2 separate regions of the Homo sapiens genome follow, and region 2 is linked to region 1. Evidence: chromatin contacts called from ENCODE Hi-C data. All regions are on one chromosome and are shown on one strand. The core of a region is the stretch at or near the end of the contact, and the rest is flanking DNA. Distances in the headings are between cores, read along the strand shown.

Evidence for each region. Hi-C counts contacts between places; a loop is a spot of excess contacts on that map. Pooled maps may share reads with other maps.
Region 2: a map of B cell shows a loop between it and region 1 (4-fold over the local background). The contact joins the promoter of ABTB2 here to the enhancer-like site in region 1. A Hi-C loop is called at or near these places in 1 of 168 maps with a recorded cell type or tissue (B cell), 7 of 37 single-sample maps with no recorded cell type and 2 of 50 pooled maps.

Annotation. Positions count from the first base shown.
Region 1 is chr11:33,384,230-33,390,519 of GRCh38, forward strand. The region is part of intron 1 of KIAA1549L (KIAA1549 like); the gene reads left to right. Among named protein-coding and RNA genes, the nearest start is that of KIAA1549L, 11 kb to the left of the region's middle. Within about 2 kb of position 3,927, at least 3 of the 41 ENCODE cell types and tissues checked have a DNase peak (open chromatin) inside an H3K27ac peak, as active enhancers do.
Region 2 is chr11:34,356,146-34,362,117 of GRCh38, forward strand. It overlaps ABTB2 (ankyrin repeat and BTB domain containing 2), which reads right to left and starts at 1,865. Exons shown (of 17, transcript NM_145804.3): 1 at 556-1,865. The coding sequence starts at 1,438. RefSeq lists an enhancer at 791-900 and a silencer at 1,851-2,050.

The DNA of each region.
Region 1 (6,290 bases), core at 2,677-5,176:
TATATAACATTTTGCATTTGGCTTCTTTCACTTAGCATAATGCTCTTGAAAATCATCTGTGTCATTGCATCGATCACTAATTCTGTTCTTTTTATTGCAGAATAGTATTCCATTGCACCACAGTTTGCTTATGCATTCAGCAGTTGATGGACATGTGGGTTGTTTCCAGTTTATGACATGGAAGTCTTTCTGTGGGCAGTTTTCATTCCTTTTGGGTAAATGCCTAGGGGTGGGATTGCTTGGTCATGTGTTAGGGACGTATTTCATCTTATAAGAAACTGCCAAACTGTTTTTCAAAGTAGCTGTACAGTTTTGCATTCTCATTAGCAATGTATGAGAGTTCTAGTTGTTCCTCTGTATCCTCACTGGCATTTGGTATTGTCAGCTTTGTTTTTCCTTTTAATTTAGATGTCAGCCATTCTAATAGCTGTTTAGTGGTATCTCATTCATTTTAGTTTACATTTCTCTAATCACTAATAATTTTATTGTTGCATATCTTTTCATGTTCTTACTTGCCATCTATATCTCTACTTTGAAGTCTGTTAAGTTATTTTGCCCATTTAAAAATTGGATTGTTTTCTTTTTACTGAGTTTTGAGCTTTTCTTTATATAGTCTGGATACAAGTCTTTTTATCAGATAGGTGTTTTGCAACTGTGTTCTCCCGGTCTGTGGCTTGTCTTTTCATTTTATTAACAGCGTTTTTTTTGTTTTTTGTTTTTTTTTTTTAAAAGGAGAGAAGTTTTAAATTTAGATTAACTCTATCAACTTTTCAATTTAAGATTTGTGCTTTTTGTGTCCTAGCATAGAAATTGCCTAATGTGTGCCAAGGTCACAAATATCTATGATTTCTTCTAGAAGTTTTGTATTTTTATTTTTACTTTTAGGTCTGTGATCCATTTCATGTTTGTGTATGGTGCAAAGTAAGAATCAAGGTTAATTTTTTTATATGGATATTTAATTGTTCTAGCACCACTTATTGAAAAGACTATCCTTGGTCCATTGACTTATCTTGGCACCATATATGTCTGGGTTTATTTCTAGTCTGTTCTATTGTACTTCTCTCCATATGCCAGTACAACACTGTCTTGATTTCTCTAGTTCAGGGTTTCTTAACGTCAGCACTATTAACATTTTGGGTTCAACGGTTCTTTGTTGTGGTTGCCTGTCCTGTGCATTAGAAGTTTAGCAATATTTCTGACTGCCTGGTAGATGTCAGTAACTCCCCTCACTCTTAGTTGTGACAACCAAAAATGTTTCCAGACATTGCTAAATGTCCCCCTAGGGAGTAAAATTGACCGTGATTGAGTTTCACTGCTTTAGTTCTGTAGTAAGTCTTGAAGTCAGATAGTGTGAGTATTCTTTATTCTTTTAAAAAATCTTTTTGGCTATTCTAGGTCTTATGCTTTCTATACAGATTTTAGTATCTTCTTGTTAATTTCTATTTAAAAAGCCTGCTGGATTTTTGGTTGGAATTTCTTTGAATCTAGACCATTTAGAGATCTCTATCTTAACAGTGTTTTTTTTTTTAATCCGTGAACATATCTCTCTCCATTTACTTAGGTATTCTTTCTTTTCTCTCATCAATGTTTTATAGTTTTCCACATACAAATTTGTACATACATTTTTCATGTTTTTCAGTGCTTTGGCATATAGTAATAGAAAAATTTCTTTGTTAGTGTATGGAAATATAATTTTAAAAACCTTATATCATATGACCCTCCTAAACTCATTTTAGTTCTAGTAGCTTTTTATAGAATCTTTGAGATTTTTCTAAATAGGAAATAATGTTATCTGTGAATAAAGACACTTTTCATTCTTTCAAATCTGTAAGGCTTTTATTTATTTTTCTTGCCTTATTGCACTGGCTAGAACTTCTAGTACTTTGCTGAATAGAAATAGGGAGAGTGGACATCCTTGCCTTGATCCTGGCATTGGAGGGAAATATCAGTCTTTCTCTAGAGTATGATGTTGGCTATAGTTTTGATTTTGTTTCACAGAGGCCCTTTATCAGGCTGAGGAAATTCCCTTCTCTAGCAAATTTGCTGTGAATTTTTATCATGACTGGTTATCAGATTTTGGCAAATGCTTTCTCTTTGTCTATTGAGATGATCACAGGGTTTATCTTTAGTTTGTAAAAAGACAACTTTTTACAAACTAAAGAAATTCCTGGCCAGATGTGGTGGCTCATGCCTGTAATCCCAGCACTTTGGGAGGCCAAGGCAGGAGGATCACCTAATGTCAGAAGTTCGAAACCAGCCTGGCCAACATGGTGAAACCCTGTCTCTACTAAAAACACAAAAAAATTAGCTGGGTATGGTGGTGGGTGCCTGTAATCCCAGCCACTCAGGAGGCTGAGGCAGGAGAATCGCTTGCACCTGGGAGGCAGAGGTTGCAGTGAGCTGAGATCATGCCACTGCACTCCAGCCTGGGTGACAAGAGCAAGACTCCATCTCAAAAGAAATTTCTAACAACGGCCAGGCCATTGTTAGGAATTTTTAGTTTCATGTTCATGAGGGGTATTGGTCTGTAGTTTTGTTTTGCTAAAAGGTGTCTGGTTTTGTTAGAAGGGTAGTGCTGGTCTATAAAATAATAGGGGCCAGATGCGGTGGCTCAATCCTGTAATCCCAACACTTTGGGAGCCCAAGGAGGGTGGATCACTTGAGGTCAGGAGTTCGAGACCATCCTGGTTAATGTGATGAAACCCCGTCTCTACTAAAAATACAAAAATTAGCCAGGTATGGTGGTGCACACCTATAGTCCCAGCTACTTGGGAGGCTGAAGCATGAGAATTGTTGGAACCCAGGAGGTGGAGGTTGCAGTGAGTCGGGATTGTGCCACTGCACTCCAGCCTGGGTGACATAGCAAGACTCTGTCTCAAAAATAAAAGATAAATAAAATAAAATAAAATGAGAGAGAAGTATTCCCACTTCTGCTTTATGGACGTGTTTGTGCAGAACAATTTCTCTTTTAAGGCCCGTGAGCTTACAGATGATATTGAAGATCCCTCAAGGATTTCTTTAGTAAAATAAAAAGTATCAGGTACCTCTAGTTCATTTTCTCATTCTCTCTCTCTTTATTTTATTTTATTTTTTTGAGATGGAGTCTGATTCTGTTGTCCAGGCTGGAGTGCAGTGGCACAGTCTCGGCTCACTGCAATCTCCACGTCCCAGGTTCAAGCAATTCTCCTGCCTCAGCCTCCCAAGTAGCTGGGACTACAGGCACGCACCACTGCACCTGGCTAATTTTTGTATTTTTAGTAGAGATGGGGTTTCACCATGTTGGCCAGTCTGGTCTCGAACTCCTAACCTCAAGTAATCTGCCAGTCTCGGCCTCCCAAAGTGCTGGGATTATAGGCATGAACTATCATTCCTGGCCCATTTTCTCATTCTGAAAGCTACCAGCAGACACTACTTTGGTTTAAGGTCTAGGGAAAACAGCCTGGGTGAGGGAAAATTGCATTGGTTGCATTCAGGAGACTGAGGTCACCCCTGGCTGTTACCAAATCATTTCACTTTTCAGGGCTTTCGTTTTCTCATCTGTGGATAACAGCCTCAAGATCTTCCCTTCTTCCCCCATCCCCCGTCTGTGTCTTTACAAGCCATAAGCAGATGTTTTGGTGGAGTTCTACCATCTGCATTTCCTGCTTCTTCCTACATTAGCAGCCAAGCCCAGCCAACGATTTTCATTCTGAAAAGGGAAGAGTTTTCCCACAGTTTGCTGTCATAGTTCCAGTGTGAGGCCCAGATAAATATAGGCCTATCTTCAATCTTCATTGGATTTTAAAAAATTATGAAAGTAATATATATTTTATTAAATTCAAGCAATACTCAGGTAGATGCAGTAAAATGCAAAAGGCCCTCTTTGCCTTGTGTATTAGTCCACTCTCACGCTACTATAAAGAACTGCCCGAGACTGAGTAATTTAGAAAGGGAAGAAGTTTAGTTGACTCACAGTTCCGCATGGCTGGGGAGGCCTCAGGAAAGTTACAATCATGGCAGAAGGGGAAACAAACACATTCTTCTTCATATGATGGCAGGAAAGAGAAGTGCCGAGTGAAGTGGGGAGAATAAAACCATCAGATCTTGTGAGAACTCACTATCAGAAGAATAGCGTAGGGGTAACTGCCCCCATGATTCAGTTACCTCCTACTGAGTCCCTTCCACAATGCATGGGGATTATGGGAACTACAATTCAAGGTGTGATTTGGGTGGAGACACAGCCAAACCATATCACCTTGCTATTCTCTAGAGTCATGCTGTCAGTCAAGTGTGATGGATCCTTCCAGACCTCTTCATACAAATATTTATATCCATAGACGTAGCCTCAACTTAATTTTTTTTTAAGATATAAAAGGTATAATATTCAGCAACTTGCTTTTCCCGTTAACACTATATCATGACCCTCTTTCCATGCTAACTAAATTGTGTCATGAGAGAACTTGAACTTCTGTTAGAAACAGGGAAAGACCTTTTATTATAAAAGAGAATAAATAGCTTTAACAACACAGGTCAGATTCAAACCTAGAGTTAAAATATCTCCTTAGACGGTTCTGCCCATTTTCCTTTACTCCCTGGCTTCCTTCTCTAGACGATACTTCTGCAGACATTTAAGAAAAATCATGGGCCCTTTTAAACACCACATAGAATGGGGATAAATTCATGTTATAACCAATCCTAGATATAAATAAGGCCAAGTAGCTTCCTCAACATAGGCCAAGGTCGCTGCTGCACCTGCCTCCTGTTCACTCAGACGTGGCTTTGCCCAAGTGTCCTAACCACAAGAGGTGAATTCGATTTAGATTGAGATTTATATATGTTAAATCTATTCTTAGCTAGAAATAAAATCTCCTGACGTCAGACACACAAAATGGTTTTGGTATTTATGCAGTTCAAGTAAATGGGGAAGCCTAGAATACTTCTAACTTCAGTCTTTCCACATGAAATATGGAATGAAGTATCTAGAATGAAACTGGGACTCCCAGACCTGTCTGCCTACCTCTGTCCCTAGTAATGAATGCCGTTCCCCTGTCACTTGCCTTTTTATTTACCAGGTGTCAACAGCAAACCCAAGAAGGCTGAAGAAAAATGGGAAGTGTGAGAAGAAAATGTGTTGAAATTGACAGTGTGGCTTATAAGTTCTTGTTGAAAAGGGATGAATAAAAATATCTCTAGATTTGTATCCTTCATTGTCCGTTAAGAAGTCTTTGTTTTGAAAAGAATGGGAGGATCAGTCTTTGGAGCATTATTTTGAACATAATTAAGCTGGGTGAAAGTGTATTAAAAAATCAGCATCCTAGAACTGTCTTTGGCAGTTTCCTGTTATTATCTTATTAATACTGGAGATGAACGTATGAATCAAGCTGGTGAACCCTACGGAAACTGAACCTTTTTTTCCAGTTGGATGGGGAATATTTCTCTAGTCTCTAGTCCAGCAATAAACACATTTTAAACAAGTGTTTTCCATTCTTGTGACCAATGTAATATCTTTTCTTTTCCCTGCAGAGACAACAGTCTCCAGAGTTTGGTACAACAGTTCACGGTTGTCGAAGCTTTCAGTTTCTTTTCCTATTTGAATCTCACACTACTCTAAGAGAGGGTTGAGAAAGTGATTTGCTAAAGGTCACACATTGGTCCAGGGATTTGCACATTATTCTGTGATTCAGGGGACAGATCACCTAGCTACACAACTAAAACTAGCTCCAGTATGGGGCCTCAGGCCATGGGGGAATCCCAGGTGACATATTCGTAATAGGAATGAAATATAACCAGGCCACGTGGATGCTATAATTAATTGATAGAAATAACAGCTAATACTTTTGAGCATTTACTGTTTGTATCAGTTCATTTGATTCTCATACCAACCCTATGAAGTAGGTTCTGCAATTATCCCCATGTTTCAGAAGAGAGAACTGAGGCACAGAATAACTTAACAGTAACTGGTTCAGTGTCTCCCAGTTAACTGGCAGAGTAGAGATTGGAACCCAGGCAGTTCGATTCCAGAGCCCACACTCTGCTTCATGATATTGCCCTCCAGGATATTAAGAGGCTAAGGTTACTGGCTGTGCATCTCCTGGGCCCAGTGCCTCTTCTTCCTATGGCCCAGTTCATCCTTCTGCCTCTTTCTGGAGACTGGCTTTTTCTGCTTCCCCATAGCTTCTTGGTTCCCCTGACAATAAACCTTGCACGGGGCTTTTCACTTGCTGTGGTGCTCACTGCAGCCAGAGTGGGCAAGCCTCTTTAGTTTAAACGCCCACCATCAAGACTCTGCCCCAGTTCCACATTCCCATGAG
Region 2 (5,972 bases), core at 615-3,114, 970 kb after region 1:
GCGCCTGACAGCATCCTTCAGCCCAGCAAAGCACAAGGCGCAGCACCAGATCTTGGGCTTCCCACTTCCCTCCGCCCATCTTACTTATCCAAGGTTCAGGTCTTTAAGTTGGGACCCTTTGGTTGCTGCTATTGAGCTGGGGAAAACTAGGGGGCAGAATCAGTCAATCTAACCAGCTGTTGGGGAAAGACAGCAGCTAGAGACCTAGTCAATCACGGTAAAGAGCCACGGGGCAGTAAGTTTCATTTCAAGAGAGGTTCAGGAATGGCTTGGTCAAGAGATTCAATCTCACCCAATCAATGAACAGCCCGCAGATAGTAACAATGCCACGCAGAACAGGATGGAGATCATTCACAAGTTTACCCTCCAAAAGTCAGACACCCTTAGAACAATCTCTGGCAAGTGCCATGTAATGAACCCTATCCTCAGACCAAACGTTTTCTCCCAAAGAACTGGCACAGCCACCAGCTTTGTCTCAGGAAATTCACTCCCCCAGTAGCCCAGGGCGGGATTTCTTGCCTACCCAGTCTGCCAGTCCGAGGCCCGCGCGCTTACCATTGGCGTTCTTGCCGCAGATGAGATGCTCATAGGGCTGCAAGACGCCCCAGAGCTCGGCGTCGTTGTTGATGACCATCTCCAGGGCCTCAGCAGACACCTCCCCGCCTCCGGCCCCTCCGCCATCAGGGCTGTGGCTGGCCATCACCCTGGCCCGGATCTCCTCCACCAGGTTCTCCATGCAGGCGGTGAGGGAGATGGCTGCGTACTCGTGGATGCGCACGGAGATTCGGGTGTCCACCATCCAGCGGAAAAAGCGACCCACTGAGAAGGTGAGGCCGCAGCGCGCGGACTTGCCCCGGCGCAGCCCGTCGCCGGCGCTCATGCTGTACAGGGACAGCGCCTTGACGGCTGCCAGCGCGCAGCTCTCGGCCAGCGCCCAGCTGTGCACCAGGCGCACGGCGCTCTGCACCTCAAAGCGGGTGCACTTGGCGTGCAGCACGCTCAGGCGCTGCGCCTCGCGGGCCACGCGGATCAGTGCCCTGCGGAGCAGCCCGGCCAGGCGCCTCACCGCCTCGGCGGAGAACTGGGGCAGCCGCCGGCCGCCAGCGCCTTTGCGGAGCACCCGGGCCACGTCTCCTTCGGTCCAGGGGAACTCCTCCAGCTCGGGGAGCCGCGGACAGCGCGAGAAGAGGTCGGCCACTTCGGGGTCCTCGGGCAGCACCGTGTTCACCGTGTCCCAGCTGTTGTGGCGGCTGTTCATGGAGCCGGAGTAGCACCACCAGGCCGCCCCGCGGTGCTGCTGCGCCGAAGAGTTGAGCGCCTGCGAGTTGGACTTGGAGGACGAGAGGCTGAGCGAGCGGCACGAGTCCCCGGCCCCATACCCGGAGTCCAAGGTCAAGTCCTCCAGCGTCTTCAGAGTCGAGCTGTACGTCCCGGCCATGGGGAGCCTGCCGAGGGCGGCGTCGCCGAGCGAGGGGCACTCACAACTCCATGCCCTCTTTCCCAAGTGGGCAGAAACAAGCTCTAGGCCCTCCGGGCCACCCTCCTTCCTCTCTGCGTCGCGGGGCTCGGCGGCCGCATTGCCTGCCCGGAGGCCGCGGGAAGGTGGCCGAGATCCGTGGCCAGCAGGAGCCCCACGCTCCCGGCGTCCCGACTCGCAGCTGCCACTGGAAAGAACCCCGTCGCTACCCCCCGGCACTCCCCCTTGTCCACCTCTAATTCCCACAAGCAGAGAGTCAGTCCTCCACAGAGAAGGAATCCCGGGAGAACAGGGCGGCGGCGGCAGAAGGAGGAGGCGGCGGCGCAGGGCGCAGGGCGCAGCGCGAGTCCGGGACCAGCCGGCGAGAAAGCGCTCTGCAAACTTCTGCGCTGCGCCGGCCGGCAGCACAGCTGGGTACCCGGCTGCGTCCGACATGCAAATAACCCCGGGCGGCTTACCAATCACCGGCCGCGATGGGCGGGGCTGCACCAATGATCTCCGAGGGGGCGGTCACTATGCAGATTTCACTCTGCCTCGGGTTAAACCCCGCGGCGAAGGAGGCGGGGCTGGAGGCCGAGGGTCGGGCACGCGGCTGGGATGGGGGTGGGGATGGGGGGGGATGGGGGGGATGGGGGGGTGGGGGAAGGGCGAGCCAGCCAACTGGGAGGTGGAGGTGGAGACCGGAAAGCAGCGGTCGAAACGATAGCTCCGGAGCTCACGATTTAAAGAAAAATGCAAAGGAAAAGCTACAGGGCGCTGCCACCTTCCCGCCACCCAGGCTTTGGGCGTTCGCTGCTCGCTTTCGAGCCCTCCGCAGCCAGGCGTCCTGGGGTTGGGGCCAGGAGAATGGGGAGGGCCCCATCCAGGCGCTCCACCTCTCCTCCACCTTCCGCCAGGCCCCTCCCGCAATCCGAGATGAAACGCTGGCTGTGTTTGGAGGGAGGAGGGAGTCCCTGCCTCTCTTTCCAAGTCCGTCTGGTTCCTTTGCGCTGCCGTCTAGGCTCCAATAAGGACAGAATTTCTTAACCTGGTATCTGATCAATGGACGGGCCCCAGGAAGCCTGTGAGTGCCTCCGCCCATTTGTGGTTTCACCTGCAGTTTTCTGAGTGCCACTATGGGGAAGGGGCACCAACTTTTGTCAGATTCTCAAGAGGATCCGTGACTTCCCTGTTACCTCTGTGTGACGATACCACTTGCTGTCAGGTGGGTCCTTTTTGTCCGAGATAGACAGTGTTCTTACAGGAAGAATGAGAAGAAGGTGGCAGAGCAGTCCCTCGCCCTGGGCTGAGCTCGGAACACCTAGCTGGATGCAGGTGTTCGCCTCCTAACGCGTGCCGGTGGGCGAGCCGTATGCCCCCGCGGGACCCAGTTCCTCCGGGGTACAATGAGTGGCTGACCTCCAGGCAGCGCCAGTGCCAACCTGCCTCCGGGCGGGTGTCCCAAACGGTCCGCCAGAGCGCTGTTGGTTCAGCAGTCCCATGCCCGGTGCAGGCATGTCCCGCCGCTGCCCTGTGGCTACTCACACGCACGTGCGCAAACGGACCTGTGCCCCCTCCAGTGGAACCGCAGGCTCAAGGCGGGGATTGTGCATTCGCTCTCCCCAAGTCAGCCTCCCCCACTCCTGAATGGCTCCTTTGTGTTGCATTTTACACAGTTCTGACCTTGGGCCGTGAGTTGGATATGAACTAGAAATGTCTGGTTTGTCTCTTTCCTTCTTAAATTAATGGCCTTTACCCCCGGTGAAACTGCTTTTTATTTGGCAGTTTCGCTTAATTTTGCCTTTCCGCGGGTCTTTATTTATGCAACATCGCCGCCCGATGGTTAGAATTGGGAACAGAGTCAAAGATGGAAGTACTGTAATACCAAAGACGCAAGTCAGCAGAGATCAAACTAACAAAGGAGAATGCAGTCACACTTTACAGACGTGAGATTAGAAATTAAAGTAGGCAATGAGGTCCAACTTGTCAAAAATACAAAAGTAAATTTTATGCAATTTAAAACTTTATTGGGGAAATATAATATTAAAGGCAATGTCGCCCTCTAATGGATATATTCAAAGGAAATGAATTTCAGAAAGGTTTCCCTGTCCCCCCTTTTCTTCGTTGTGCGCACCCATCAAACCTAAAGAGAATTACTTAACTGGAAATTTACAACGGGGAACTTACTGAATGAAAGGTTATTGGAGGAATCATCTGGAGTGGGAAAAAGAGCCTATGGGATTTATATTAATATATTCAAATTACTTGATGACTTAAAGTGTAGATAATCAAACATGCCTCCAACTGAATCTGAGAATCCTGTGAATGTTGACCTGCAACATGAAGATATATTATGCAAAATTCAGCCATGGGAAATGCTTCTGAACAAACAACTGAGTTTCTTTAATAAATAAGTTTCAAGGAAAGAAAGAGATGGAGAGAAGACCTACACATTTAAAGAGACTTGAAAGACATAATAACCAATTACAAGGTGTGGAACTTATGTGTATTTTGAATTTGTTTTAAAAAGCCAGTAAACATTTGACATTATGAAACCATTAGGAACACTGCCTCGATGTTTGCTCTTAAAGAATAACTGTTTTTTTTTTTTTGATGTGGTAATGGTAGTGTGGTTATATTTATCAAATGTTCTTATCTTTTAGAGACACATGCTGAAATAAGTGTTTTGTAGCCCTCAAGAGTTGGCTTCCTCAAGGAAAAAAGGAAGACAAATCCTCATGGAAAAATCTGGTAAAGGGACTAGGAAGTTAGGAAAGACTGTAGATAGATCTCTTGTCTTTCAAATTTTCCTCAGTCTTCTAGTCAGCCTGAGGACTGGCAGTACCAAGTAAACCCAGAATGTGTCTGTGTTTGTGTTTTGTGTGATATGGGAAAAAGAATAGGAGGAAGATAGATAGAGATGAATATATATATATATATATATATATATATATATATATATATATATCCAGCCATCTTAGAATGAACCAATTCTTTGATTTCAGTTCAACTTTTGGGAGTTGGCCAGTGTGGTGAAATACAAAACTTTGGGTCAAGGAAAGAAAGGACATGGTTTCTTATATATACGTGCATGTGTTCAGTTAAGCCAATCTGCTGGTAATGTGTTTGATTTTAAGAATGCAAATTATATTAAGAGAAAATGTCATCCCAACTCGGGCCTTACCCAAACATTATTTTTGAAGAAACATTGTTTTTGAAGAAAAACAGCTGTCATTAAGCTGGACAAGGAGAAAAGAACATAACAGAACACTGGCAAACATTGGAACAATTCCAAGTGGAGTTGACAATTAAGAAGCAGATCTCGGATTACCCACGCAAAAATCATGTAACAGAGGTAGCTTGAAGTAAACTTTAGAAACTTTACCTGGTGTGAGGTCTTCTATGTGCTTACACAATCAAAAACAATCTGGAAATTAGGAGATAAAATACCCTGGAATTTACCTTGAAAGTGAGGGTGTTATAATCCCAACTATTTACAGACAGAACTGTCTCATGAGAAAGGTAGATTATGGCCTTGACTTTGGAGAGTGGCCAAATTTTAATTTAGTTTGTGGATCACCTTCAGTGCATTTGGCAGATGTAGATCTTTAACTCCCACAGGTGGTTTTAATCAACTCTCCTAGTCAGGAGGGAATGTCTTTAAGCAGAGAATTAACATGTTCAGGCTTACAGAAATAGATTTGAAATTAATTGGAGAAAACTAAGTTTATAGAGCAGAGAGCATTACCTGCTTGTTTGTTGGTTGTCTTTCTGTCCTACAAGAATATAAGCTCCATGAGGGAAGGGATCTTCTCCATTGAGTTCACTTTTGTATCCCATTGCCTAGGTCAGTATGAGCGTAAAGTAGGAGCTCAATAAATATTGAATAAGTGAATGAATGAAACTAACAGGATGAATGGGGCAATGTAATGAACAGCTAGGTTTCTTTTTAAACTCTCAAGGAACCAGCAGGTGCTTAAGACTGTGTGTTAAGGGAAAAGGATTACTGACATCTGAACTGAGATTTTCCTGATACCTGCCTCCTCCATAGACTTTAGGAGAGTCATGTGCTCCCCATCCATATTATTATTATTTTTGAGACAGAGTCCCACTCTGTCATTCAGGCTGAAGTGCAGTGGTGCTATCTCGGCTCACTGAAACCTCCACCTCCCAGGTTCAAGAGATTCTCCTGCCTCAGCCTACCAAGTAGTGGGGACTACAGGCATGTGCCACCACTTCTGGCTAATTTTTGTGTTTTTAGTAGAGACGGGTTCACCATACTGGCCAGGCTGGTCTCAAACTTCTGACCTTAAGTGATCTGCCCGCCTCAGCCTCCCAAAGTGTGGGAATTACAGGCATGAGCCACTATGCCCAGCCCCCACCCACATCAGAAAGGGGTTCCTAACACCTTGGGGAGGTGGGCTTAGGAAGTGGGGAGTGTCTTTGAATCACCTAAAATTGCCTACAACATTTTTAATATGAGTACATATTTGCATATTCTGGAGAGAGGGTCAAT